Regions from separate parts of the Homo sapiens genome. Here all the other regions are linked to region 1. The links are chromatin contacts, found by Hi-C or POLR2A ChIA-PET in ENCODE. All regions are on one chromosome and are shown on one strand. Each heading gives the region's core, a stretch centred on a gene start or an enhancer-like site at or near the end of the contact. The rest is flanking DNA. Distances are from core to core; before and after follow the strand shown.

The links. A loop is a pair of places that touch in the nucleus more often than their neighbours do. ChIA-PET counts read pairs that join two places held with the same protein, here RNA polymerase II (POLR2A). Pooled maps may share reads with other maps.
Region 2: a loop to region 1 is called in a map of naive thymus-derived CD4-positive, alpha-beta T cell, with 6 times the contacts of the local background. The contact joins the promoter of FOCAD here to the enhancer-like site in region 1. A Hi-C loop is called at or near these places in 3 of 168 maps with a recorded cell type or tissue (CD4-positive, alpha-beta memory T cell and naive thymus-derived CD4-positive, alpha-beta T cell), 4 of 37 single-sample maps with no recorded cell type and 13 of 50 pooled maps.
Region 3: a map of testis shows a loop between it and region 1 (4-fold over the local background). The contact joins two enhancer-like sites. A Hi-C loop is called at or near these places in 3 of 168 maps with a recorded cell type or tissue (kidney, left colon and testis) and 6 of 50 pooled maps.
Region 4: a map of mammary epithelial cell shows a loop between it and region 1 (4-fold over the local background). The contact joins two enhancer-like sites. A Hi-C loop is called at or near these places in 4 of 168 maps with a recorded cell type or tissue (CD8-positive, alpha-beta T cell, IMR-90, mammary epithelial cell and 1 more), 9 of 37 single-sample maps with no recorded cell type and 20 of 50 pooled maps. POLR2A ChIA-PET finds 5 or more read pairs at or near these places in 1 of 52 experiments (activated CD4-positive, alpha-beta T cell).

What each region holds. Positions count from the first base shown.
Region 1 is chr9:19,922,326-19,929,888 of GRCh38, reverse strand. It overlaps a transcript of SLC24A2 not described here. Among named protein-coding and RNA genes, the nearest start is that of SLC24A2, 140 kb to the right of the region's middle. RefSeq lists enhancers at 3,409-3,518, 3,444-3,738. Within about 2 kb of position 3,453, at least 3 of the 41 ENCODE cell types and tissues checked have a DNase peak (open chromatin) inside an H3K27ac peak, as active enhancers do.
Region 2 is chr9:20,681,070-20,688,632 of GRCh38, reverse strand. FOCAD (focadhesin) reads right to left here and starts at 4,374. Exons shown (of 44, transcript NM_001375567.1): 1 at 4,340-4,374. FOCAD-AS1 (FOCAD antisense RNA 1) reads left to right here and starts at 3,883. Exons shown (of 2, transcript NR_121601.1): 1 at 3,883-4,065; 2 at 5,092-5,331. RefSeq lists an enhancer at 3,932-4,672 and a silencer at 4,072-4,771.
Region 3 is chr9:20,637,312-20,644,874 of GRCh38, reverse strand. No RefSeq gene overlaps it. Among named protein-coding and RNA genes, the nearest start is that of MLLT3, 19 kb to the right of the region's middle. Within about 2 kb of position 4,259, at least 2 of the 41 ENCODE cell types and tissues checked have a DNase peak (open chromatin) inside an H3K27ac peak, as active enhancers do.
Region 4 is chr9:20,547,159-20,554,721 of GRCh38, reverse strand. The region is part of intron 2 of MLLT3 (MLLT3 super elongation complex subunit); the gene reads left to right. Among named protein-coding and RNA genes, the nearest start is that of MIR4474, 49 kb to the right of the region's middle. RefSeq lists an enhancer at 2,776-2,835. Within about 2 kb of position 3,406, at least 3 of the 41 ENCODE cell types and tissues checked have a DNase peak (open chromatin) inside an H3K27ac peak, as active enhancers do.

The DNA of each region.
Region 1 (7,563 bases), core at 2,204-4,703:
TGTTAGAAACCAAGACACAAACATGTACATTAGCCTACACAGGGTCAGGAGCATCAGTATAATTGTCTTCCACCTCTACATCTGTCCCACTGGAAGTTCTTCAGGGAAAATAACATGCATGGAGCTGTCACCTCCTATGATAACAATGCCTTCTTCTGGAACACCTCCTGAAGAACCTGCCTGAGGCTTTTTATAGTTAACATTTTTTTTAATAAATAGGAGTACACCCTAAAATAACTGTGAAAAATATAGTACAGTAAATATACAAACCAGTAACATCGTCATTTATTATTATCAAGTATTACGTACTGTATGTAATTGTATGTGCTATTCTTTTTTACAACTGGCAAACAAGTGAGTAATGTGTTGCTCTACCACATGCTGATGGCTATAATGTCACCAGGCAATAGGATATTTTCAGGTCCTGGGATCACCATCATATATTTGATCTGTTGTTGACTGAAAAGTTGTTATGCAGTGCATGATTGTATACATTTTAAAAAATCATTGTAGTCAGCCTATTTAAGACAAATTCAGCAGACTCTACTAAAATTCCCTAAATGAAGACTGTGAATGGCTTGCTAAGAGTCCATGGGCATCTTGGACTTCCGGCTGCCAGAGAGCTGCACGGGTGAGAGTCCAGGGTAAAAGGAGTGAAAGGAGTTCCCTTCAGTCTTGGGCTGAGGAATTTGGAGTTAACCTTGTTAGAAGCAGACTCAGAAACTACCAGATCATCTAGAAAGGGTGTTTATCCCCATCTTTGGGGGCATACAGGTTATTCTCCAGACAAAGCGATACCCAACCATGTCTTGAAGGATAGTCAGAGTTAGCCAGATCCAGAAGGATATGAAGGAAGAAGAAAAGATTGTGTGCAGATTCTTGGAGGTGCAAGAACACCTCAGTCAGCTAGGGAAGGGTGAAAGCTCAGTGTGGTCAGAGGGAGACTTGCAGGTCAGGAAGTTAGAAAGATGATACTGGTTAACCACTGAATCCTGAAGGCTCACAGCATGGAAGGGTCCTTTTTTCTGTGTTAAAGAATTTTATTTTATCCTGAAGATAAATCCATGGTAAGATTTTAAACCAAAGACTAATAGAACCAGACATATTTTAGAAAGGTCATTCTAAGTTTTTGGCAACCTTCCTAAACTTCTATTTCCTCACTGGTAAAATGTGAATCAGTGCAATGCCTACCTTATAAAAGGGTTCTCAGGATTACATGAAATTGATATAAATTGCTGAGCACTGTACTCAGTTAATTTTGATGATTGTAATTATTATAAATCCCAGTTCTCACTGGTCTTTTCTTCTGACTGGAACATGAACTACCAAAAACGTTGGGCTAGACAGGGTAAGATGAAGAGTGAGCAGGGAGCAAAAGAACAAAGAGAACCTCAGAGGGATTGAGTGACTTTCTCAAGGTCACTCAGCTATGAAGAGTATGAGCTGGGACTTGCTCCCAGGTCTGCCTGCCTCCAGAGCTTACACTTTTAACCCCCTACCCAGAAACCTCTCCTTCCACCTTTTTAGACTCTAGCTGTATACATCATTTCAGAATCTCCTAGAAACCCTGCAGTCTTTTCAGAGAGACAGTAACAATTCCCTTTTAAAAGATAAGGTTTTTAGCATCTCCATGGCCTAGCCCAAATTCTGAGTGGGCAGCCGCTTTTCAGTTTAGAAGGTATCAAGGGTTTGGAAAGAACTAGAACCTGCTTCTTGGCTGTGAGAGGAAAACCTGGCCAGGCCTCTGAGAGTCTTCCAACAAAGCCTCACTCTCTCTGTGTAACCAACCCCTAGGAGACCCCAGGATGAAAGCCTGCCTGGTTTCTGAGGTCGCTGGTGTGGGGCCAGCTCCAGGAGTGAGCCGAAGACCTGCCTCCTTGCTGCTGCCAGGAAAACAATGGCCCAGGGGCCCCCAGCCAGGTGCAGCAGACCCTTCCAGGCACACAGGCTCACAAGTGGCAGGCTTTTTGTGAGCTCCAGGAGTGCCAGGCAAGAGGGAGGGAGCTTTGGTTTGGTTTGGTTTGGTCCCTTACTGAGCTTAGTGCATGGGGCTTTCAGGAGATCTTGGGTTTCAGTTCACACCCCATTGGATTTCACATCAACCTGAAAACTCACGGGGACAATCAGCTGAAACAACTGAGTTTGGTTGGCTCTCCCGTCAGAGCCATAAATCACACGGTTGCCACTGAGGAAAAGAGGAGGCGAGACGAGAAACTTGGCCCATCCTGGTTCTAATTTATCCCAAGTACGTGGGGGGTGGGGGAATTGTTGTAAATGACAGGGATTTTCATTGCACAACTGCTTAGGTTTTCATGATGAAATGTTTCTATCATGGCACTGAGGTGTGTTTCCTTAGAACTAGGTTCTGCCTCATATGACTAAGATGTCAATTCTAGGCCCAAATTCATCATCATCATCACTCAGAGGTACTTTATATGGTCAAACATTGTGCTAAGCTCTTGACTTTCATTAGATCCGCAAGTGAAGTAGGTGCCATTTATTATCTCCATTTTTTGGAGGAGGAAACTAGGCTTAGCTGGAAACTCAGCAGAGCTGGGATGTAAACCTAGGCAGGCGAGCTTAAGCACTGGATAGAGTGCGAGAGAACTTTCTAGCCCAAGGCACAGGCAGCTTCTCTTCACAAGGTTCGTAGAAGGGGCTAGGCGACCACAGGTTGGGGACTTACGATGCCGGCTGGAGTGTGGAATTGCTGATGAAGGTAACATGCTAAGGTCCAGGCTTCCAGGACTCTCTGCCAGGTCCGGCTGGAAGCAGCAGAACTCTGTCCTCTTCTGCTGCTGTGGAAGCCCCGACTGGAAATGCAGCTCTGGAGTCTCCCTTTCTCTTCGTTAAATCTCATTAACACTTGTGGGAGTTACGCCCCTGCCTCAAGGAGAACACAGACCTCTAATTGCTGTGAAAAGAGGCCTGGGAAACCCCGTTCCTCTACCACCCCTGACTCTGGGTCTCCTCCTCCTCTGCTCACCGCTGGCGGGGGCTCTTCCAGACTCTGCAGCCCTGGCTTGGTCCCCCAGATTATTAAGTCATTTGTAAAAATCAAACTCATGTGCTCTCCAGAATGTCTTTAGGTCAGCTATCACAACAGCATGGTCCTCTGAATTTTTTTCCCGGGTGCATACAGCAAATGGCCAATCCAAGTGCAGTGTAGAGAGATGGCAGGTCTGCAGTCTGTTTGGTCTTCATCCTCTCTGGGGAATCTTCTTTTTCTCTCCCAGTACCACAGACTAATATTCTGATTCACATTCTGTGATGCTGCCGTTCCTTCTTTCTTTTGTTTTTCTTTTTTTTTTTTTATACCTGCATAAACAGCAATGTCCCAAGCTATGTAGACCAGAGCAGTAAGCCAGTGATGAGCCGTGAACACCTGGACACTGATTGGATGACATTTGCAAAGAACTGGGCGAAGCATCTGGGAGCGAATGCTTGCGCTTGGCAGCAGAGCGGCTGGCGCGGGAGAGCCAGGGTCATCCCAAGAACTCTGTGTGATCCCAGTCCAAGGACAGGAGACAGGGCTTTCCTTGAAGGGAGGTACTGAATGAAAGGTGAGTCACGTAACTACAGCGGAGCGAAAAGGAAACAGAGAATGGTGAAGTCAAACAAAGGGGCAGGAAGAAAAAGAGACAACAGCGTTCCTCCCACCCTGCAGGGAGAAAGGAGCCGCCGCCATAACCTCAACTCAGTCCTCTCCCGCCATCTAGTGGTCATGCTTAGTGACTGCAGCACAGACTACTAAGGGGAATCGTGACACAGGGAGGTGTCGGTGAGATCGCTACCTTATGGCCTGAAGAGTAGACATACTCAACACAAAGGGTAACTCGAGCCAAAACCATCACCAGGAAAACAGGCCCTTTTCTGTGGAAGGGCTTGTTTGTTTTGATTCGAAATACTGTGCAATTAAAGAACAGATGTGTGTCTTGCTCAATCTGCAGGTTAATGGAGGTTGGCTTGGAAATTCCCCAGCCCCTAGCAATTTCTTTAAAAAGGATTCACGTGTGTAGCACACGATTAAAATCTCTGTCAGGAAAAGCCAGTTTTTTATGAATAAAGACTATTTGTTACTTCTATTTTCTGACACAATCCAGAAGCCAAACATTCCTTACATTTTGAAGAGGATAGAGAAGGAACCCTGTCACATCAGATCCCTTGTCTAGACTCCACTCCCTAGTCAGGGAACCTCAGGTTTTTATCCTCCTCTAATAATTAGCTTTCCTGTGAAAAATACATGACGCAGGTTCTGGTCAATTTTTTTTTCTGCAGATTTTCTTTCCCCATTCTCAAATACGAAATATTTGAAGTTCCCAGTGACCAAATCTTGGTACAGGTGTTGGCTGATTGAATTATAAAATGTAGAGCTTTTTGGCAGCAAGAACTAATGTGTAAAGAATAAAACATATATACACAAGGAGTTACAGCTTCACAAATATATATGTCTACCACAAGTAATTGTGCTTACCTATGCCAAAATTTTCACATGTATTAGATTCTAAGAGATGACAAAAAGATCAAGTAAATACAGCCTGTCAACATTCCTTTTTGTCTGTGCCTATATATATGAGATGAACAAAATTTGTAGATCTAAGCAGCAGGGTGCTTTCTCCAGGTTCCTCTGCATTCTTTTCTGGGTCACTATAAATCTATATATCTTTGACTGGATATAGATAAAGGTGCAGCCTAGACCTGTCCTTATAGAGAACGTCTGATGTTTGTTTGTTCTACAGCACATCTGTGCAGGTCTGTGGGGTCACCAGTTATTCTGGGAGTGATAATGTAGGCTCCCTTATGTAAGGCAAGCTGTGTTTTACTTTGGTGCTGGATGCCAAGGGTCCAAGCATGCTATAGAAAATTCCACTTTGATGCATTGACTGCTCTGGGGCCAAAGACCCCTTAGAATTGACTCTACTTGAAGCCTGACTTTCAAGAGTACTGAGCCTAGAACAGTCAGAAGAGCTGGGTTCATTCTGTCTGTGCTGCATTCAAAGGCATGATTAAGAGCCAAATGAGCTGAAGGATAGTAATTATGGGGCAAACAATAGACTCTCCCAGAGACAGGAGAGCAGGAAGATGCTAGGCAGTTTGGTGGTTACTTTGGTGAAGAAGTCATTTCACTTTGTCCTGTGTTTTACCCTCAGAGATTCAGTCTTCTTTTCTCCTCCTTTATTCACCCTGGGCCTAACCTTAGGAAATTAACATCTGCAGGCAATGAAAAGTATTTATTTTGAGCCATAAGACATGGGATCCTTATTTGCTCTTAAGGAGGAGTCACACCCTCATGGGGTCCTTACTGGCTCTTGAGGAGGAGCCACACCCTCAGTGGCTTCTGCTGGGTAGATATCTGGAAGCACTGATCCCACTGATGGACACAGCTGACTAGATCAGTGATGGAAACCTGACCAAGATGACATTCTAGAAGCCACAAGGGGTGTAAGTCAAGAAAAGGGGAAAAGCAGGGAATAAGGTAACTGGTAACTGCAGGAGAAATGGGGTGGTGGACTCCCCCAAAAGCAGCCATAATGGTAGAGCTCTAGCAAAGAGAAACACTGATATCTGAGGCTGGGGATGACACATCTGAAATTGCACAACCACCCTAAACAAGCTGTCACATCTCAGCTGACTGAGAAGGACATCCTGGCTACTCTCATTTTTGTTTTCCTTACTCCTCTGCAAACAGTTTGATAGTAACACCCATTGCCTGAACCAACTGGGTATATATCCATGTTCCTTAAAGAAATTGTACAGCCAGCTGCTCTGCTCCCTCACAGGCATGACGGTGGCATAACGGAGTGAACACAGTGTAATTTCTGTTTGTTCATCACCCTTGCTACCCACTTCCCTTTAGAAATGATCCAACTCTCTGTAATCTCAGCCGTTTGGGAGGCCGAGGCAGGTGTACCACCTGAAGTAAGGAGTTCGAGACCAGCCTGGTGAAACCCTGTCTCTACTAAAAATACAAAAATTAGCCAGACATGGTGGTGCACACCTGTAATCCCAGCTACTCGGGAGGCTGAGGCAGGAGAATCACTTGAACCTGGGAGGCGGAGATTGCAATGAGCCAAGATTGTGCCATCGCACTCCAGCCTGGGCAACAAGAACAACTCTGTCTCAAAACAGAAAAAAAGTAAAAAGAAAGAAATGATCCAACTATCTATTTATTTGTCTTTGTTGGGGGATGTTTGGCAGATCACATTCTCCAAAGGTGACAACAACTATATCCCCATTTCATATGTTCTTCAACAATGTGAACTTGTCATTCCTCCATGAGTGGGGTGGGCTTGTGACTGCTTCAACCAAGAGCACAGCAGAACTGCGGCAATGTGGCTTCCAAGGTGGGCTAATAAATGACAAAGGACTGCTTCTTGATGTGTGGCTGGGTAGGTAGGGAGTGGAAAGAGCCAGGTCAGGAAAGGTCCCAGGGCGCAGGGGTGGCTGCTTTTCCTCATCATGGCTGGATACCATGCCTCCTCCATTCTAAGATACTGTATATTTTAAAAGTATTATCAATTCAATGAAGACTTTAAAGGAACAGAGTCCCACCACCTCAATGTTAAACGTGTCATCTATTATGTGATGCATTAAAGGAAACATTAAAATATGAAAGAAATTCATGAAATGCAGGAAAGTATGGTAAGTCCTTGGGTGTCCTTGGACATCTTTCAGAACATTCTAACAGTCTAAAGGATGGAAGGCTTCTAGGCCTTATAAATCCCTGACCTCCCTAGTGTGTGCCAGCCATGCCAATTTATCCACTAGGCACAGTGTGGAGGGCCCACAATACTTTTAAGGTCCCAGAAAAATGTCTAAATGTCTTTATTTCTTTTAACATTTTTTTTAAAAAACTGGTAGGTTAAATTAAATGTTTTATATATATAAATATATAATATTTAATATATAACAGGAATATATTCATCTTTAGGCCAACACACTCATAAAAATATAATTTTTAATATTTAAGATATTTCATGTAAATATTTATAAATATTTAAAAGTTAATATCTAATGTGTTTTATGGAGAAAAATCCTCATGCATTCAAGTTGTCTCTGATCACCTGAGACTCAGACATGTACAAGCTCCTCTTTTACCCTCTCAATATCCAGATCTCAAGGAGCCTCTAGGAATGAATCCCAGAAGGGATTTTTTTCCTTTCAGCGCTTCCATATTTGGAGTCTAGGTGGCCCCATTGCTCTAGAGTTAGCTGTGTGATGGGCTGTGATTTACAGTGACTGTTAGGATGCTCGCCAATCCCTCCTGTGAAGCAGGCAGAGGTTACTGCTTTCAGTAGAGACAGTTCAATGTGCACAGCTGGGAGGAGGCCTGGGATTTTTCATAGCTGTCATTCTTTTAAACCCTCAGTCCCCAAGGATAATCCCATGGAAGGTAAAACCTGGCCATTTTCAACTCTGCTTGAATTATTGAGCATGCTGGGCATGAAAAAATTTAAATGTCTAGGAAAATAAATAGGGTGCATAAAAAGATTTTATTGCATGTCTGCAAATCAGAGAAGAACACTAAATGGCTGCTTTTAAAAAACATCATAGGAATTCCCT
Region 2 (7,563 bases), core at 3,125-5,624, 760 kb before region 1:
CTTATTCTACAAACTCTCTTAGGCATCATCCATTCTCACATTGTTTTAACTACCTATAAATTGATAGCATCCTAATCTCTATCTCCAGCCTAGAATCCTCTCTTTAACTCCAGGCCAAAGCAGCCAAATACCCACTGAACAGCACCAATTGTGTGACCTAAACCCATGTCCAAGACTACTGATCTTATTCTCCCCATACATCTGATATTGCTCATGTGATTCCTATCTCGGCAAGTCATAAACCTAGGAGGTATCCTTGACTCCATCACTCCTTCATCCCCTACATCCATCTGGCCACTAACTCAATCACCTTAATATATCTGGAATTCATCCTCTTCTCTCCAGCAGCACTGCATTTTCGGAGTTCTGTCACATGTAATGCAAATGTCTGCCTTACCCCACTACAATTCATTCCTCACATTGCCTCATGAAACTGATGTTAACTTTCTTCCACTTAAAATCTATTACTCATGGATCAACATAGCCTCCAGATTAAAGCTCAAAATGGCTAACACGGTGTGGAAGAGAACTTTCATTATTTACCCTTGTTTACTTTTTAAAGTTGATCTATTCTCTATCTTAACACATTAAGGGTCTATGTCCCGTTTCTAACCTATCTATTTGTCCTCACTGCTTTCTTGTGCCCAGAATGCCTTATCCTCTAACCTCACCAACTAATTCCTACTCACTTTCAAACTTCAATTCAGATGAAAATTCCTCCATAAAGCCTTCTCTGAATCTCCTCAAACCTTGCACACAGTTTTCTCTATCCCCCACTATACTATGTGAACGACTAATTATAATGTTTATCCCATTGTATTTTGGTGTTGTTTATGAAGTCCATGCAATACTGTAAGTTCCTTAAAGATAAGTTAAGGACCTAGCACCAAAGTAGTTGCTGTCTTTGCTGAATGAAGGAATAAATAAAAAATAATGAATACAATACCTTTAATAACTATGAGTCTTTAAAAATCACATTTACTTAAGTGTTTCAACAATTAAAAACATTTAATAAAAAGTTTCCTCCATTCTTCTCCACGTGTATGTCCTAATAGCATATACTAAAATCAGGTTTGGTTACATAAACCAACATGTGCAATGATTGGGAAATAGAGTAGAACTTAAGAATAAATTATGAAAGCAGGTAGGCCAAATAGAAAGGTTTGTCAAGAGAGAAGGGAAAGATACACCCTGGCAACCAAAAAAACTTCATAAAACTACAGTTACAACACCCACAATTACTGTATTACATTTGTTCAACATATGTATCAGCCAAATTAGCAAGAACTCATCTGACCAAAAGGAGATTAGAAGATACCTTCTCCAGTTTAGGAGCTTCAGTGGATGCTTCATTGGTCCCCGGGCAAGTAAAAAGATAAATCTTTAAATAATAGTAATAAACTGACTATCTATGCAAGTTGGATTCTCAATTTCCTTTGGCCTAAAGAAATGTTTTCTTTCATGAACAATGGAAAGCTATACAGTATTTAAAGTCAAGGGTTTTGGAACATCTTCAAAATATATAAAACTAAAGTAACTCAGACTAATTAAATGAAAGCCAATATAAACTTTTAAAATCATAAACACAATTTTATTACTTTCAATATGACCTGAGTAGGGGGAAAAAAAAAAAAAACTATGAGGCCAGAAGTACTTAGAGGGTTACAAAAACTACATTTCAATCCATTGTTTGAAAATAGATGGGCTCTTCCACATCACTTAAAACTTTGTTGTTTCAAATCATTTACATGGAGGAAATTCACAAATATCCCTTGTCCTATCAGCTTAGCAAATCTTGTTTCTTATCATGTGGAAATAGTAACAAAACCTCCATCAATCTATTACTAATTGTGAATCACAGACTTATACTCATATAAGTATACCATACTTTATTATACCATGCATCTCTAGATCTATAGATTTCTCATCTCCTAAAGAAATACTTACTACCCACTTGATCAAAATTTAAATTATCACCCTAATTTTCTTTTTGTGCTTAAACCAAGTTCTTTGTTATACATCAAGAAATACTGATTAAGATCAAGATTTGTTATAGACTAATAATCCTTAAACTATTATTTCCTTACACTTCCTCCAAATATAGTTATTATTTCTCATTGTGGTTTTTTCCCGCTAGAAGGTTAATGTCCTCAGCTCTTGAATTTTCCCCATTAACCTTGCAATCTTGATCAGGTCCATTTCTAGAACTGAAAGATGTAACACCAACGCGGAGGGATCACTTGAGGTCAGGATTTCGAGACCAGCCTGGCCAACATGGTGAAACTCCGTCTCTACTAAAAATACAAAAATTAGCTGGGTGTGGTGGCATGCGCCTGTAATCCCAGCTACTTAGGAGGCTGAGGCAGAAGAATCACTTGAACCTGGGAGGCGGAGGTTGCAGTGAGCCGAGATCGCAGCACTGCACTCCAGCCTGGGCGACAGAGTGACCCTGTCTCCAAACAAACAAAAAAATAGCAAATGCAAAATTTTAAGAAGTTATATTTTCTTAAATTTTCCAAACTCCTAATAGTGATATTAACAATTTAATTCAACTAATCACTTGTGGACAATATCCCAAAAGTATCATGAAGCTAAGAATATTATGTCTCAGACTGTTTCATAAATCATTTTAAACGGGGAAAAAGGCCAAACGATTTACCGGTAAGCACCATCAATCAATCAACAAATGAAAAACTCTGGTTATACGTCCATGAAAATTTTGATTTCAAACTATTTATTACAGGGCGCGAGGCTGTGTTCCGCCTCCTCCAGCTCCTCCTGATAACCTTTTGGTTATCAGGCGTCAACTGGAGACAACAATCAGTTAAAATCCAGTAAATTTGGGGTTAATGAAACAAATGTTAAAATAGATATAATATTGATAAACATTAGCCAAGAGATGGTAACTACCTAACATTGATTAAGTAAGCAAATAATCAAGGCAGAGGTTTTAGCTTCCACTAATCTATAAAAGCAAGTGAAAATGCTTTGAAAATTGCATTTTTATGCAATTGTTTCAATATCATACCTTTGTATGTAACATTAAAAAGCTCATGATTACTTCATTTCAAAATTCAGATGAGTCACAGTGCTTTCTACGCAGGAATTGGATGTGAATCAAAATTGTAAACATGCACTTGCTTGGTAGTCAAAAAGTGAATGTGGACAGATACAATGTTCGTTGACACAGTAAAACATAATCATAAAATGCATCCTGTGTTTTTAAAATAGTTACTTCCTGTTAACACAGTTCAGGAAACATGCCATCTACCCTCCTCTCCTGGAAAATCTCAAAATTATACTAATCCCATTCCTCTTCTTACAGATAGGCCACTGAAACCTGGAGTCATTACTGATACAGTTATCAGGATTACACCCTCAGAGCCACGATGGTTTCAGGGATACTAGAACCTGAAAATAACAAAAAAAAAAAAAATTTCCAACTCAAATCTAGACAATAAAACTAACATATAAACTGGAATAAAACGCAGGAAATGCCGATTTTAATACCTGGTATGAGGCTGACCATTAAGGCATCCATCAAAAAAGTTTGGAATGTATGAATGAATGACTGCATGAAATTGGCAGGATTTCATTCATTTCAAAAGCTCCAAATTCAGGAACCACACTGAGATATCAGGACGCCACAGCTGAAACTAAAACTCATGAAGGGTAAATGCAACATAACTGCACGTCTCCACGCGTTAGCTGCTGCGAAAATTTCAAAACATACATCTAACATACTCTTTCTTCAAGTAATTGCCGCAAGTGCGGACGGAGCCAGAGAACTAGGAGACTGAAAACAGGCCCTGCTCACCCATAAGCCTTTGCATTATAAGTGGACATGATCTGAGTGAGTCACCGGGAATGAGAAGGAGACAGTCACCCCAGGCCAGGCAGGACGCGGCCAGAATCTCCTGCTCTGCCCCCAACTAGGGAACCGGTCGAAGGAGAGTGGGACGACTGCAACCTGCTGCAGCTAAGTATGCAAGGATCGCGCCGACCGGCTTCCGAGTCGAGATCCCACTAAGTCCCACCGCAGTCACCACAGCCAGCCCTGCCCAGGTATCTCGGAGCTCCGTAACCTCAGAAGGCCTAGTCCTCCAGAAGCTGAGAGCCCCAGCAGGACCGGACGAGGGCAAAAAGCCCCCTCCCGGCTGCCCCTCGCCGCGACGCGGCCCTGCCGCCACATGCTCCACTGCCCCGTCTCCCAGCTCAGCCCCAGCCCCGCAGGGCCTCAGCCGCCCTCCATGCAAGCCGACCGGGCCGCAGGCGGCGCGACCCGGCGGCTCCCGAGCAGGGGTGCAGCGGTGGCAGCCCGCCGCCCCGCACGGCTTACCTCCCTTCTGCCACAAGCTCAGCCCAGCGCCGGCTGCCTGACGTGGCCCGCCCCGCCGCCTCGAACGCCCGGGGGCGGGGACTGCAGGAGAGAGCCAATGGGCTGCATATCGCGAGGCCCTGTTCCGCCTCCTCCGGCTGGGGCCCGCCCTCCCCGGCTCGCGCGCACGCGCGTCTAAGGCCCGGGCCGCGCACTGCGGTTGAAAGGCGGCGTGGGCGGCGGACCCGCGCTCTGCAGCCGAGCTGGTGCGGGGAGGGCTGCGCGCGGGGGCTGGCTGTGGAGCAGCACCGCAGTGAGGAGTTAGCCCAAGGAAAATCAGATTAAAGGAAACTGCCTAGAGATGCCACTGCAGCGTGCCCGGGTAGTCCTGTTGGCAGCCTGCCCCTATGCAGCTTTTGGCAATACAGAACAGCTTCTTGGTATTTGGAGATTTTGTTTCTCGGGGGAAATAAATAATACTGATAACATTAAGGATTCAGAAAATTTAAAGCAGACAGCCGACTTGCCGCGAAGACGCTTCGTTCTTCGCCTAATAGCTACTTGGTGTCTTTACTTCATTTGGCCAACACATAACACTGCAGCTCTCCACGCCACTGTGGTATATCCACTTGTTAGATAGTCCTGAGGTAGTTCTAGCCCAAGTGTTTCTGCTGATCTAATCTGGGGGGAATTGGCGCGAGTAATTATTCTGTTACGATTTTGCGCAATACTTACTGAATGATAAACATGTATTTTCTCGTGGGGCGGGGCAGGGGCTCCCACGTGAGAAGGCTGTAACAGACAGACAGCAGCCACGATGAAACACGCTGAAAAGAGCCAGCAGAAAAAAACGAGGAGAGACTGGTATGACGGAGTGGAATTCCGGTTGTGGATGACAGAATGGAAATTTTACGCAAGATGAAAGAGTTAAGACAAATTACTCTAAAAATATCTGACTTAGTTGTTTCTAAACCCTGGGGCACCCTTAGGAAAAAATAAAAATAAAAAAACAAGTGCCTGGGCCTCATCACTTGGTTGAAAAAGGTCTGCTGCCAGATCTTGACATTGATATTTTTCTAAGTTTCCAAAGTCATTTTAATGTGTAGACAAGAAGTTCTGTTTCTCATTTGTAGGAAGAATTTGGTTCCCCATCACCTCAGAAAAGTAATTATGTATCACAGACCGTTAACAGTTTTCCCAATAACCAACTATGCATTCACCCTCTAAGAATTTATCTAAATTAATCTTGGGGCCAGGTGGGGGGGCTCACACCTGTAATCCCAGCACTTTGGGAGGCCGAGGAGGGCGGAGTTCAAGACCAGCCTAGGCAACGTGGTGAAACCCCATCTCTACTAAAAAAAACATACAAAAATTAGCCCGGCGTGGGGTTGCGCGCCTGCAGTCACGGCTACTCTACTCAGGAGGCTGAGGCAGGAGAATCGCTTGAACCCGGGAGGCGGAGGTTGCAGTGAGCCGAGGTGGCGCCACTGCACTCCAGCCTCTGATGGAGTGAGACTGTCACAATCAATCATTCAATCAATCAATATTGAACCTACTTAAAGTTATTCAACCTCTGTTATCCTTTGCTTCAAAGGAGTTTTATAAGGCTTATAATTCCCTTTTTATGGACTTTGATGATACTCTCTTTCAGTCTTCCAAATGCACCAGTATTTCTTTTAGGACTATTTTAATATTTTTTCTTCTATTCCTATATTTCTTGAGGCTCATTAGTCAAAATTATAATTAAACACATAACTCTGTAAACAGCGCTGTTCTAAGTATATAAATTTATTTAATCCACAGAACAACTTTATGAGGCAGTTACAGTTATTACCCACATTTTATAAATAAGGAACCTGAAGTACAGCAAGTGAAGCATCTTGACCAAGGTCATGCACCTACCTAATGGCCAGGCCAAAACTTGAATCCAAGCACCCTGGTGCTCAATGAGTAAACGTACTGCCTCTGTTGTAGAAAGCCTGGTTTTAGGAACACACAGGGAAATGCCCATTTAAAGAATGATATTGAGTCTACTTTTGACACCGTCTTATTATGTTCAGGCTGCTATAACAAAGTATCTTAGACTGGGTAATTTATAAACAATAAAAATTTATTGTTCACAGTTCTGCAAGCCGGGAAGTCCAAGCAAGGTGCCAGCAGATTTGGAATATGGTGAGGTTCCATTCCTCATGGATGGTGCCTTCTGTGTATCATCACAGGATAGAAGGGGAAATAGATTACCTGAAGCGTCTTTTATAAGGGCACGACAGGAGTCCTCATAACCTAATCACCTCCCAATGGCCCCACCTCTTAATCCTGTTGCATTGGAGTTTAGGCTTCAACACATTAACTTTGGGGGACACAAACATGTAGGCCACAGCAGACACCTATCCTAGATTCAGATTTTGGGCAGGATTGAGAAACTTGACCATTAAACTTGGAGCCTAGAACCGATTTGACTGCTTTTACTGCAGATCTAGGGTTAAGCTGGAAGTCCATGGGCTCACCCCCTCCTTCTGGGGTATACTCCTTCCATACAGGAACTGCAATTCAGCAGGGATCATTTCACCTTTTAATTTATTTAATCTAATGCTATACCAGGCACTGTGGTAGGCACAGGAGATACCAAGATGAAAGACGTATTCTAGAGCCTTATGGAGCCAGCTCATTCTGGAGACCAAGTCAGCAGCCACCAGATTTATTTTGACAAGACTAGAGAGATAGGCTTTTAGAACTAGAAAGGATCTCAGAAGTTGCCAGTTCATGACAAAGTTTTCTCTGACAAATTCTGAAGTTAAAAAATATGGACAATGTATTAAGTTTTCATAAAAATAAATTTATTCAATTTAAAGGACTGTCCTTTTCCTGAGATTATGCTTTGTTCTTTTGTTTTGTTTTAATGTTAAAAGTACCCTCTCAGGCCGGGCATGATGGCTCACACCTATAATCCCAGCACTTTGGGAGGCCAAGTGGGAGGATAACTTGAGGCCAGGAGTTCAAGACCATCCAGGGCAACAGTGAGGGCCCCCGCCCCATCTCTATTAAAAAAAGAAAATAGAAGTTTTCTCATATGAAATGATAATAGGTTATACTTGTTGGGAATTTTATTTTAGTAAGCTTAAAGTCTTATGTTGGAACTCAAAATTTTTTTACGCTTCACTGATTTAATCTAATCAAGCCAATTACACAGAAGGGAACTAAAATTCTAAAAGGATACAGGTTCATCTTCAATTCTTCAATGTCAT
Region 3 (7,563 bases), core at 3,010-5,509, 710 kb before region 1:
TAAGCATGATCGTACACTCCTATTAAGAGTCTAAACCAGTATGTATTTTTTAGAAAGCAATTTGGCAACATATCAAGAACTTTGTAAAAGATCCATATTCTTTGACCCAGATTCCCATTCTAGAACCTTTAAAGGCATAAAATGTATCCCCTTTTCTCAGAAGTGTACATATGCAAGAAGCATAAAGCTGACAGCCAGAGGGAAAGAAGGCAGTAGGAAGAAAGAGGTGGCATTAAGATTCTGGTTGTAGTCACTGAAGGCCCTAAAACGGCCCTGGTTCTTCAGAATCTGTGAGCTATCTCAGAACCTTTCCAATAAATCCTCCCCTATGATCCCTTAGTCTCTGTCCCCTGCACAAAAAGATAATTGACTAACATAATGACCCTGGCCTGAAATGTGTATTCTTTCCTTTTGCTAGATTAACCTACTGTATAATTTTGGGTAAAAGGTGCTGATTGCTTTGATTCATTGCAGTTGGTTCTAGTCCAAGCTTAATTAGTTTGGAATTAAACTGGATCCAATACTAGCACCTTTTATAGTGTCTATTGAAATACAATATTAGAGCGATGAAATTCTTCTTGAATGAGAGGTGTTGGTGAGATTTTTAGCCAAGACAAAGTCATGTTTACTAGCTGGATTAGCCAGGGTTTCTAAAGGGACAGAACTACTAGGATATACGTATATATGAAGGGGAGTTTATTAGGAGAATTGACTCACACAATCGCAAGGCGAAGTCCCACAGTAGGCCATCTGCAAGCTGAGCAGCAAGGAAGCCAGTGCGAGTCCCCAAACCTCAGAAGTAGGGAAGCCGACAGTGCAGCCTTCAGTCTGTGGTTGAAGGCATGAGAGCCCCCAGCAAACCACCCATGTAAGTCCAAGAGTCCAAAAGTGAAGAACTTGGAGTCTGATGTTCAATGACAGGAAGCATCCAGCACGGGAGAAAGATGAAGACTGGAAGATTCAGCAAGTCTGCTGTTTACAACTTCTGCTTGGCGGCTGATTAGGTGGTGCCCGACCAGCTTGAGGGTGGATCTGCCTCTCCCAGTCCACTGACTCAAATGTTAATCCCCTTTGGCAACACCCTCAGAGACACATCAGGAACAATACTTTGCATCCTTCAATCCAATCAAGTTGACACTCAGTCTTAACATTCACACCAGCCAAAATAGATCAGAAACAAAAATTAGAAGAAATTTACTGGACTTAGCCTAATTAGTGAGATAGAGCTGCTTCGTGCGGTGCTGTGGTTAAGTGATTAGGTAACAATGATCCAAACACAATAAAATTCAACATCCTGAGGTGATGCCTTATGAATCCTTTCCTCCTTGAAAAGCCTGTAACACGGTGGACTACTCTTTTCTTGTCCTTTTCCCTAGCCTTCACAATTCCACACTCTCCTGATACTTCTCATTAGTCACATTCTCCCCTGGTTTTAATAATAGTTGGATTAGCTTGGATAAAGGCTAGAATGAGGTAACAAGAGACAAAAAATACTCAAATAAGATAAAGAGTTATTTCTCATGTAATATTTTGTGTATATTGTCCAGGAATAATATGGTGGCCCAGTAGGTTAGAGAACCTGAGGTCCTTTTAATGTATGACAGCCACTGGGTACGACCCTCATCCATGTGGTCAAAATGACCTCACTATCATATTTGCATTCAACCCCATGGGAAGCAGCGACATGCTTCTTTCCTACAAAAGGCATAATTGAGAAAGTGAAAACATCATTTCTAATAAATCCCACAAATGAGAACCTAATCATATGGCCACAATTAGCTGCACAGAGGCTGGGAAATGTAGTCTATATTTGGGGAATCGTGTGCCCAGCTAAAGCTCTATTGTATAGAAAAACAGCACTTTCTAACACTAAGGTTTACTAAATATGTCTCATTACTTCAGATTTCTCTCCTGATGTTCACACCTAGTTATTCAACTGTTTACTGAGCATTTATTTATTCCACAAATATTTAACTGCGCTCCTGTGTTACCAGCCACACTAACAAAGATGCTTTTTCTATTTAGATGTTATTCAGAACCCTAACATGTCCAAAGCTGACCATTCCGCATTCCCTAAACTTTCCTCCTTCCTATCTAGGTTATTTGCACCATTATTCAACCAGCTGCCCAACTCAGAAGTGAAGGTGTCTCATACTTATATTCTTCCCTCTCTCATCCAAACTGTCACCAGGCCTAATCAAATCTACCACCTAAACAGATCTCCATTCTAGCCACTTTTCTCCACATACCTCCTTTTAACTGTCGTCTAGGACTCAGTCCTCTCTGTTTTTGAAATTGAAGTATAACATATGTACAGTAAATATGTGAAGTGTGCTAATATAAATGTAAAGTTTAATGGGTTTTACATATGTGCATACCCATTTAACCACCATCCAGATGAAGATACTTCTCAAGATTCTCTGTGTTCTTTCTCAATCAAGCACTATTTCTCCTGTTTAGATAGTTGTTTAAGCCTTTTCAATGGACACTGACCATCTTTCAGTTTCTTTATCTCTCTGTTTCTGACTGCCTGCTTGTCTCTCCACCTCTCTTTCTCTCTCTCTCTCTCTCCTGTGTGTGTGCGTGTGTGTGTGTGTGTGTGTGTGTATTTTTCCCTTGTCCCTGGGGCTTCATTTTACTTCTGTTCTCTCTCTTCCTTTTTGGCTGATAAATCCTTCTGTAACCCAGATCTCAGCTGAGATATCACCTTTATCAAGAAACCCTGTCAGTTGCTGGTATGGGGATTTGCCTAAATAACCTTGTTATGGTTATCTTAGCTTGGGAAAAGGAGAAATAAAACATGTTGAACATGTTTTGATGTAGAACATAGAATATATTTGTTTTGGGTAAACGAATTGGAGATAGTATTTTACTTGTAGGTGAGACCTGGTCACCAAAATATTTTCATTCCTAGTATTAGTTTAAACATTGCTGCTGTAAGTTAGCTATCACAGCAAATCAATAATATTTAAGTCATAGCTCCTTTCAGTGGATCTCACTAGTAAATAAGCCATTGAAAAGTATGACCATATTTATTTTTAGTGAACTAATGTTTTATAATATACATCTAGTAAAGTATACATAACTTAGTGAGTAGTCTGATGAATTCTGATGACTGTATACCTCTGGGTAACCAATATCCCAACTGGTTTCCAAAGTAGAACTTTTCCAGCACCCCAAATAATTCCTTTGTGCCTTTTTGGTCAATTCCTCTAAAATGCAGTTACTGTTCTAATTTCTACCACAATTCATTGGTTTCGCATGTGTTGGAATGCCATGTAAGTAGAATCAGATAGTATATGTATATTCATGTATTTTGCTTCTTTTGCTCAACATAACGTTTTTCAGATTCATTTATGTTGTTGCATATATGAGTAGTTCATTCTTATTTTATTACTGAACAGTATTCCAATGTAGTATATGTGGCACAATTTATCCATTTTACCAATTTTCATATTGGTGGACATACGGACTATTCCCTATTTTGGCCTATAACAAATAAATCTACTATGAACATTCTTACGTAAGTCTTTTTGTGAAGATATGTCTTTATGTTTCATAAACACCTAGAAGTTGAATCCAGATGGATCATAGAATAGGTATATTTTTATCTTTATTAGAAACTGTTAAACAGTTTATCAAAGATTGGTATTATTTTATACTCCAACTAGAAATGTATGCAAATTCTACTTGTTCCACATCCACATCAAAATCTAGTGTGTCAATCTTTTTAATGTTTGTCCTTTTAGAAGTGTGAAATGATTTCTCATTGCAGTTTTCACTTGCATTTCCCTAATGATTAAAAATGCTGAGCACCTTTTCTACATGTCTGTCCTGGAATCTTTAAAGTGTGGCTCTTGTTCTCATTCTTACAAAATGGTGCTGGAGCTCTAGCTGTCACTGCGCCGTAGGCAGAAGGAGGAACAAAGGGTCCAGATCTTACAGTCATGTATCTGCTGAGTCTTTCTCAGAAGCCTCACCCATGGGCTTCTCTTTCTATCTCATTGGTCAAAATTATGTCACATGCCTAACCAATCTGCCAGGAAGGCTGGGTAAAGCAATTTTTTAAGCAGATCTTCCAGGTTTCTATTACTGTGAAACAAACCAACTCAAAAGTTAATGGCTTAGAATGAAAATGTGTTTTTCTCACAAATAGGCCATTTGGGCAAAGCTTAGCAGAGACAGCTTGTCTCTGCTTCACTTGGCATCAGCCTAGAGGCAATTGTTGCTGGCTGCCGGCCAAGAAGACTCACACAGTTGGAACTGTGGTTAGAACACCTACACATGAGCTTTTCATGTGGGTTCTTGGATTCCCACACCACGATAGCTGAGTCCCAAGGGTGAGGGTCCCAAGAGAGACTGAGGTAGAAACCATATCGCCTTTTATGACCTGGAAGTCACACATTATCACTTGTGCTGTATTCTATTCATTGTGGAAAATACAAAGGTCTGCCTGGTTAAAGGGGAAGAGAAGTCGATTTTACAACTTGATCTGGGGGTGGCGAGGTATGGAAGAGCAAGTGGACCAAAATATTGCTGTGGGCTGGGCCCAGTGGCTCACGCCTATAATCCCAGCTCTTTGGGAGGCCGAGGCAGGTGGATCATTTGAGGTCAGGAATTTGAGACCAGCCTGGCCAACATGGTGAAACCCCGTCTCTACTGAAAAAATACAAAAATTAGCCAGATGTAGTGGCGCATGCCTGTAATCCCAACTACTTCAGGAGGCTGAGGCGGGAGAATAGCTTGAACCTGGGAGGCGGAGGTTGCAGTGAGCCGAGATCGTGCCACTGCACCCCAGCCTGAGCGACAAGACTGAGATTCCATCTCAAAAACAAAAAAAACAAAAAACAAAATATTACTGTGGCCATTTTGGGGAAATACAATCTGCTACAATTGGGCATGTTGCTTACCCCTAACTAAGCTGGGATTCTCTTCACAAGAAAGATGTGGCGAATAAATATTGGGTAGGCAAGCTGAGTTTCTGTCATGTTCTTTACACATATAACATTATAATTGTTTGCTTTCCACTAGACTGTAAACTCCATAAAGACAGCAGCCAGATTTGTCCATCTGTCTTTATTAATTATTGGTTCCTTAGGGCCTAAGGAAAAAAAAATAGGCATTCAAGAAATATTTCTCAATGAACAAGTATTAAACTAAATAAAACCATATATAGAATATCAGTTTTAGAAAATAAACTGTGATGAAACATTAGGAAAGAATGTAAAAATTGAAATTTTAAGTCAATAACCTGCCAGCCTGGAGCTGGGAGCTGTGGCTCACACCTGTAATCTCAGCACTTTGGGAGGCTGGGACAGGTAGATCGCTTGAGCTCAGGAGTTTGGGACCAGCCTGGGCAACGTGGCAAAACCCTGTCTTTACAAAAAATACAAAAATTTGTCAGGTGTGGTGGTGCATGGCTGTAGTCCCAGCTACTCAGGAGGCTGAGTTGGGAGGATCACTTGAGCCCAGGAGGTTGACGCTGCAGTGAGCCATGATTATGTCACTGTACATCAGCCTGGGTGACATAGTGAGACCCTATGACAATAAATAAGTAAATAAATAAATAAAAACCTATCAGGCTGGGCAACATAGTAAGACCCTATCTCTACAAAAATCTTTTTAAAAAATTAGCTGAGTGTGGTGGCATGCACCTGCAGTGGCAGCTATTTGGGAGGCTGAGGTGGGAGGATCACTTGAGCCCAGGAGTTCAAGGCTGCAGTGAGCCATGATCACAGCACTGCATTCCAGCCTGGGGGATAGAGTGAGATTGTCTCTAAAAAAAAGTCAATAACCTGCAGAAAGCCCAATAAACATATATGCTAAGGATTAAAACAAATCTCATTCTACTTTTTAAAATAAAAAACAAAATAAAGTGCTATTTAGTGAGGCAATCAGAGACCAAAAGCCAGTCCTTATGACTTTTCTATACATTACTTTACATTGGTTTAGAATATCCAGCCATTGACCATTATTTGCTATTGTTGGAGACAGTTTGGAAAATGCATGCTCCCTGATCCTTACTGGATCAGTATTGAGGTCAAGAATTTGTTCATTCTGTGAACTATCTCTTCTTCATCCTTAAGTACATTTTTAGCTTACATAGTTTAAAATCTTTATTTTCTCTTTTTATTTATTTATTGATTTATTTATTATTTATTTATTGCTTTTTAGTTTTAGAGACAAGGTCTCATTCAGTTACCCAGGCTGGAGTGCAGTGGCACTATCATAGCCCACTGTAACCTCAAACTCCTGGACTCAAGCAATCCTCCCACTTCAGCTTCCCGAGTACCTGGGACTACACGTGCACACCACCATGCCCAGCTAATTAAAAGAAAAAAAATTCCTTGTAGAGACGGGGTTTCTCTGTGTTTCCCAGGGCGGTCTCTAATTTCTGGCCTCAAGCAATCTTTCCACCTCAGCCTCCCAAACTGCTGAGATTATAGACATTAGCCACTGCACCCAGCCTTAACATTTTTTGACTTATGTTGTTTCATATATTTAAATATTTTCATCGTTTTCATTGGTTTCATATTCCCTTTTGAAGAGCTCTTCAATGTTTTGTTTTTCTTTTTCTGGTCCATTTAATAACTAGTTTGCCAGTAACCATGGCTTTGCATGGCACGTTCCTGAGGACTGTGACAAATATTCTCATACTGTGATCTGATTATATCATACCTCTGCTCAAATTTTTTCAGTGGTTTCTTGTCAGGCATAGAAAACTCTTAATCTGTTGAGCATGAACAGAATACCCTTTCTGAGGAGATTCCTCATCTCCCAACACTTTCCTTCAGTCAGACCTTAGAATAAGTATAGCTACTGAGCTTGCCATACCTTCTCCTTTCTCAGTGCCCCCCCACCCCCACCCTTCCTAGTGTCTTTCCAGGCTGAAGGAAGAATATCTGTTAAATGTTTGCTCCCAATTTCATTCTCATCCTTGTGACACCCTCTCCTCATCCTTGTGATAAACTCTTACCCTCCAGTATCATCTCAAGTGTTAATGCCTCAGTTATTCTTTCTCTAAGCTCCCATCTCAGATTGGGTGCATTTTCCTTGTCTTGTATTTGAATATGCAAATCTCAATTAGGCTTTTTTTTTTTTTTTTTTTTTTTTTACTTTCTCACAGCAAGTAGTTCTACACAAAATCTAGGTGGAAGAAACCAAGCACAATCATTTATTTAAATAGTATTTATTGTTTCTTCCTCTCTCTATGTCTTTTTATAGGAGAAGCGAGATATGAATTGGGGGGAGAGGAATCCTACTCTGTTGTTGGCTCTTTTTTTACCTACTATTGGCCAAAGAAGAAGACAGGTGGAGAGTAGTGATGCTCCTCCTGGAATGCCAAGGTGGAAGAGAAAAGCAAGTGATTTGAGAGGTGATTGCATAAGCTTAGACTCAAAGGCCCTGCTGATATATTTCCTATCTTTTACTTGCATCCTTCACCACATGAAGGAGGTTTTAGGGTATTTTTCACATCTGCCCATGGGACAACCCAGCCATTTTCTCTGTCCTCTGGGCTCCCTGCCTTGACAGAGTCTTCTTAGTGTGGTGCTGTCACAACAA
Region 4 (7,563 bases), core at 2,157-4,656, 620 kb before region 1:
GCTATATACATTTGCTCTTTGGAGGGTGTCACCCATGTATTTTACAGAGGGAAAGTAGGTATCCTTGTCAGATTGAGAGGTAAGTGAAGTCAGTTAAAAGTTTAAAGTATATATAATCAGCTTTGTTTTGCTGAACTTTGTTTTATTGAGAGTTTTGTGCAATTTATAATATTGTTTCATTGATTTTCTTTCTTATTGCATCTTATATGGACTGTTGTAACATTCTGTGAGTATATTTTGTTCATGTCATCCATTTTTGGTGTTCAGTAATTTTAAAAATGAATTTTAAGTAGGGACAGGAGCTTGAATATGTAATTTGGTTTTATGTACCAGAAGATCCATCAGAAACTGAGTAGCCAAACTTGTAACAACCTGTATTGGTGCATATTCTGCCAGACTATGAATTTTCTTAAGTAATAGAGAACAGAGGTCTTTAAAAAATTGTGAACTGAGATTTTTTTAAAGGTGAAATGAAAGCAGTACTGTACAGGAAATTAAGTTTTTGGGTAAGGAAGTGGAATTGGTTTGATTGAAATTGTTAATGTCTCTTTAATGAGGGGTTATATGAAAAATGTTAGGCAGAAAGTGTGATCCAGTTAAAAATCCTAAATATGAAATTGATTCAGTTTGAACAAACAGTATTTGGAACTGAACAGAGAGGAAAAGGAAAATTCTTATGTGGAAGAAACTAGTCATTATCAAGGGTATGAAAAGCTGCTGGACCATTACAATTGATTTGCTTTTCTCTAAAGAGAAATACCTGACTCAGAGATTTGTGATTTTAGTATGTGAAGTTTTCCTCAAATTAGTATTTAGTATTCTGGGAACATTTTCTTTTGCCAGGAGGGTTGTGATTGTCTATTTTTGTGAATTGTAAATTAAAAAAAAAAAAGCTGTTTATTTTTTGTCTTGTACAGGCAAGGAAAGTTTCTAATGTAGTTATAAAAACTTAGTTACATATTCAAGCTCCTGTTGTTTCCTGTCTTCTAGATCTGTAAGATAAGAATGTCTAAAAGGTCAAGTAATTTGACCAGCCTTTTGGGGGAAGTCCAGTGAATAGTAGAATAATATTTAGAGATGAATTTTCTGTCATAGGCATGGGATAAACTCTATTTCAGTAGAAAGGCAAGATAATGAGCAGGATCTTATATAGACAAATCGTTCATTCCAAACATGCTGGCTCTAGGAGGTGTTCAGTGTGTTTGTTGAATGAGTGTTACAGATGAATTGAGGTCAGATGGAATTGAGGTCAGATTTCTCCATGAGTGGAGGGATTTTTTTTCTCTCATGTCCTGGGCACCTAACACCATGCCTGGCACATGCTTGTCAGCTGTCCTTTGTTGAATCTGCGAATAAATGTGAGGCCGACTCAACAACTATTACCTCCTTGTGGATATGCATATAAGCTCTTCTAGAGTATTTTGGGGGAAGAAATAACCAGAATGTCTGCCCTCTCTTCTTCCTTTGTGAAACTGTTTTCTACAGTTACATTTAGTGTCGAGAAATGAGGGCTTTTTTGTTTTGTTTTAAGTGGCTTTTAAAGTTGCTCCAAGATTCATGAGGTTAAAGTATAAAACTTTAATACTTTAGAAAAATAAGGACTTAATTCTGGATTCTGACCTCTGGTGGTGAAGAAGAAACACCTATTACTCATAATAAAAGATCAGATTCTCATATGTTCTGTAGTACTTTCTGGATGTCCAATGTAGGGAAAGTCTTAATTAGAAAAATACAAATTTTGTATGTGGTTTTGAATTTTCATGAGACAAAAATTTTATTTTTTTACCTTGCAACTTTTTGATAAGCATATAAAAAACATTTAGGTTGTACCTTTACAAGGCTCATTACTGAAAGTGGTTTTTTATTTGGGACCTTGCCTGATGAGAAAAAGTAGATTCTACGTGGGATTTTTATATGGTAATACTAGTCTTATATTTGACTTCTTAAACTTTCTATTAAAACTATTTCCTAAGTAAATCTAAGGTTTATTTGGATAACAGTTATATTGTTATCAAGAAAAACATGAATGTATTACTTGGGAGGAATGTCAAGGTAGATTATTTTGGGTCCTTAAAAATAAACTGCTTATCAGAAACTCAAAACTCGTCTTTATTATCACACCTATCACTGGGCTCATAGGTTCTGTTCTCGCCTCTTCTGCTCTCAAACCGTCTATTCTGCCCCAACAACAACAACAACGATAACAACAACAAACTGGGAAGGAGATGTTCTAGCAGCTAGAGTCTAGCTGCTAGTGGTGCCGCATGTGATGAGCTGATTCTGCTCACACGAGTGATGTCAGCCTTAATTAAAAAACAAAAACTTGAATTTTGGTGGCTGAGGAAATTAAAAGGGTAGATGGAACACTTGCTACCTTGCACCTGAACTCTACCTTGTATCTACTGGGTGGTCTTTTGCAAGTGACTTAACCTTATTTTTGGTGTGTGTTAAATAGGATTACGAATGCTTCCATTTCTAAAGTGTAAGAAGGCTCTGATGTGAGTGTAAAGTTCTTTGCAAACAAGACTCCAAGTAATAAAATCCTAAAAACATCTTTGCTACTGTTGCTCACTGTCCTCTGCCAATATGCTTCTGAGAATTGATCAGAGCTTTATAAAAGGAAAGTGGTTACAGTATGTCAGGAAGCAAAACCCGTGAGAAATAAGTAATCCATAAACTTTACAGTCATAAAGGGATCCGGGTGGGTGGATCTGATGACTTGGCAACTCAGAGAGGGAAGCAAGTGTAATTGTTGATTTTATCAGAGCAGGTTTGTGTATTTGTTTGTGCACGTAGGGGGATGGGGGTTGAATGAAGACTTAACAACATGAATTTCGTGAGGTTACAAAAGTCTACTGCTGCATAAATCGTAGGTAATATGTTCATGTCTATAGGGTGTAATGTTAATGTTCAATAAAAATTAATATCAAAGTCTGTCATAGATTTTATGTTTTGGGGCCTCCAGGTAAATGGTTTGTATCATCATTGGGAATTTATGGAAGTTGATTTAAGTATACAGTAGTTAGCACTCTATTAAATACTGAAGTCATGCACTGTGTCACCTTGATCAATGAGCAAGTTTTTTTTTCTTTTCTGATTCTGGAATTTCAGCACTTTCAGCTTTGAAGGTTGCCTTGGGTTTGTTTTTGAATTAAAAGTGTCACAGGAGAAAGGCTGATTGTTACATTCATGACCAATCAGAAGGGTCTGTAGGACTCAAAATGTTTGGTACATTCCTTAAATTAGAAGATATGCTTCTGGACTTTTCCCAGGGAAAGCAGGTCCATGTAATAATTTACCAAAAGGAAGTTGGGAAAATGAAACATCACCTTTTGTGAGAAAGAGGATGGGGTGGGGAGAGTGCTTTAAAGTGATCTTTGCTTTGTGGAATGCATTGGATTAAAGAGTCACAGAGGCCACAAAAAGCAGCTCAGTGAGTTATCAAATATAGGAGTACTTGAGAAATTAAACCAGGTATGTTATTATTCTTTCTTGGGGAGCCTAAAAATAAACTCAAGGATTGGGATTGTTCCTTTTACTTTCATATCTGCTGGCTGCTAAAGGCAATTGGAAATTTTAGCCAACATATTGACCTACTTGATTTTCACGATGAGTATTTTTTTCCTCAGCCGAATTGGCCATTTAAAGAAAACTTTGTGGCTGGGTGCTGTGGCCCACGCCTGTAATCCCAGTCTTTGGAAGGCTAAGGTGGGAGGATTACTTGAGGCCAGGAGTTTGAGACTAGCCTGGTTAATGTAGTGAGACCCCATTTCTACCAAGAAAAAAATGAAAAAAATTTAGCTGGGCATGATGGCACATGCCTGTAGTCCTAGCTACTTGGGAAGCTGAGGTGGGAGGATTGCTTGAGCCCAGGAGGTTGTAGTTATAGTGAGCTATGATCATGCCACTGCAGTCCAGCCTGGACAACAGAGTGAGACCCTGTCTCTTAAAAAACTAAATAAATAAAATAAATAAGACTTTGTAACATATTAAACAAGCTTTATCATATTAAAAAATACACACAGCTGGGCACAGTGGCTCATGCCTGTAATCCCAACATTTTAAAGAGGCCGAGGAAGTTCAAGACTAGCCTGGGCAACATAGTGAGACTCTGTCTATAAAAAAAAATTTAGTCATGTGGTGGTGGTGTGTGCTTGTGGTCCCAGTTACTCGTGGGGTGGGAGGATCACTTGAGTCTGGGAGGCCGAGGTTATGGTGAGCTGTGATTGTGCCACTGCATTCCAGCCTGGGTGACAAAGCAAGACCTGTCTCAAAAATAAAAAACAACAACACACACACACAGTGAAACGAATGGCACCAAGGAAGAAATCCAAGTGCAAGAAAAGAGGGAATCATACAATAAGAACAATAGGGTGGAAAGCCAGGGTGAAATACACATCTCTGATGAAGGAAGGGCTGTGTATCTGGGTCCTTACTTTTCCCCTTTTACTTGGGTGCTTCTGTCATTATTATTTGTAAGTCACTTCTCTCATGAAGTGCTTTGAGCTTTTGGGGCAAGTAAGAGTAGAGAAACTAGAAATAGTTGGCAATTCATTATCAACCTTGTTACGTGGGATTAGAACTATTGTCTAAGATGGGATTGTGAGTTTTTGAATTGTAGGTGAGATTTTAATGCGTGTGTCCATGCCCCCATTATTGAAGTGGGTTTGGAGTTCATGATATTAGAAGCAATTCCTTAGTTAGCAGTTCTTGTAGATGAGTGATGAGCCACAAGATTTCTGTTGAGATCAACATTCAGTTGTATGAAATTCTTGAGGTGCAGAGGGGAGTAGAATAGGAATTTCCTAATTTGGTTGGATTGACTCCATTTTGGAACTAGATTTTCTGCACGCATGTGCTAAGAAGAGAGATGGTGGTCACAGTGAATGGATCACTGCGCAAAGATCTTTGGTGAGTAAATGTGGAAAGAAGTTTTCATGTATTTGTATTTCTGTCAGGGTGGGATTAAAAGGTCTGAGTAGGTAGTGGTCTTTATAATTCTCAGACCAGCCAAGGTGAATTTGATAGTCTTGGCTGTACAGCGTAGTGGTTAAAAGCATGCCATTTGGAGCCAGACTGTTTAGGTTCAAACCTTAGGTCTTCCGCCAGTCGCCTGTGTGACCTTTGTTCATTAACTGTCATTTCCATACTTTCTTCATCTTCAGAATGGGTCGCATAAAGTACCTGCTTTCTAGAGTTGTTGGGCAGATTAAACGAGTTAACTACGTAAAATGCTTAGGACAGTTCCTGGCACGGAGTAAATGGCATATATGTGTTAGCTATTATTATTACTACTAATATTATTAGTAGGAACTATTTGAGTTAGTCGTTGTTGTTGTTATAAACCATGCTGGGTTGGTAACAGAGATTGTTACCAACAATTGTTGGTGTTTCTTTGTAGAGAAAGCAAAGCCTGATGTCATTTTTATCTTTGTGTCCAGTGTTTTGGCTCACACAAATTATAGCTACTTGGCTTTTCTCATTCTGATGTTGCCAAGGAATCTTATAATTTAATCAGTGATTTGAGTGGCCTGTGCCTTGTCAAATGAAGGCACTATTCCTAATGCCTCATTTTATTATTATTGTTATTTTTGTTAATATCTTTGAGGCAGGGCGTGATGGCTAATGCCTGTAACCCCAGCACTTTGGCAGGCCCGGGTGTGTGGATTGCTTGAGCCCAGGAGTTCGGGACCCACCTGGGCAACATGGTGAAACCCCCTCTCTACAAAAAATACTAAAATTAGCCGGGTATGGAGATGCATGGCTGTAGTCCTAGCTACTTGGGAGGCAAAAGTGGGAGGATCAGCTGAGCCGGGGGAGGTCGAGGATGCAGTGATGGTGCCACTGCACTCTAGCCTGGCTGACACAGTGAGACCCTGTTTGGAAAAAAAAAAAAAATCTTTGAGCAAAATATGTGTTTTGGTAAGTTTGAGAATATTCAAATTCCCAACAAATATTGCCCATCAGTCTTTCAAAGGCATTCAGGTGAGTAGTTTATTCTTTTTGCAGCTCCTTGCTGCCTTTTTATCAGCCTGCTGCCCAGAGCCCGCAGAAGAGATTACACCTGGGACAGGGGATGACTTTTCTTCAATCTTACTCTTAACAGGGCCATTCCAAATGGATTTTAGAACAATTTCACATAATTAGGGTAAGCAGGTTTTACCCTTGGTGTTTCCAATAATTAATTATTACAATTAAAATCCATTTACTGTATGTACTCCAATGGGATGTCAAATGTAATCTGTATTTAGCACCCCCCTGGAAAACTTAAAATATTTTCATTTACCATTGTTCAGACTCCAAATGCTGATGGCTTTTCAGAGAACAAAAATGTCTTCCTTGCGGAGGAGGTTAATCTCAGCCTGTACCAGTTAGATACTACGAGAGCCATCATAAACGCAATGTCAGAGAACTGGAGAAGATAGAGCCAACTGATGAGATAGATGCTTTTTCCTGTTCCTGTTAGACATATGCTGTCCAATATGGCAGTCACTAGGCAAATTTGACTGTTGAGTACTTGAAATGTGGTTAGATTAGAGAATTGAATTCTAAATTTCATTTAATTTTAAACTTAAACAAGAGGCTTGATTCAATTAATGGAAAATTGTAAATATGTTTAGAGCAACTTGGGTATGTGAATCTACCTTTTCAACTGTAAAGTTTTTTTGGACTCTAGATACAAGTCAAGTAGTCAAATGAAAATTTAGCATCTGAATTGAGATGTGCTATAGGTGTAAAATATGTACCAACTTTTATTTTGTTTTATTTTTGAGATAAGATCTTGCTGCGTTGTCCAGATGGGAGTGCAGTCATGTGATCTCAGTTTATTGTAGCCTTGAGCTCCTGGGCTTGAGGGATCCTCCCACCTAAGCCTCCTGAGTAGCTAGGACTATAGGTGTGCACTACCACACTTGGCTAATATTGTTTATTTTTTGTAGAGGCAAGTTATTGTTCTGTTGCCCAGGCTAGTCTTGAACTCCTGGGCCCAAGTGATCTATCTGCTTCCACCTCCGAAAGTGCTGGAATTACAGGCGTGAGCCACTGTCCAGTGTATGTACCTTTTTTTTTTTTTTTTTTGAGATGGAGTTTCACTCTTGTTGTCCAGGCTGGAGTGCAATGGTGCGATCTCGGCTCACTGCAACCTCCGCCTCCCAGGTTCAAGAGATTCTCTTGCCTCAGCCTCCCGAGTAGCTGGGATTACAGTGCCCACCACCACACCCAGTTAATTTTTTTGTATTTTAATAGAGACGGGGTTTCATCATGTTGGCCGGGCTGGTTGTAAACTCCTGACCTCAGGTGATCCACCCACCTCGGCCTCCCAGAGTGCTGGGATTACAGGCGTGAGCCACCATGCCTGGCCATGTATCAAATTTTAAAGACAGTATGAGGGCCGGGCATGGTAGCTCACACCTGTAATTCCAGCACTTTAGGAGGTTGAGGCAGGTAGATCACTTGAGCCCAGGAGTTTGAAACCAGCCTGGGCAACATGGTAAGACCTCATCTCTACAGGAAAAAAAAAAGTATATGAGTACAAGAATATAACATATCTCAATTTTTAATATT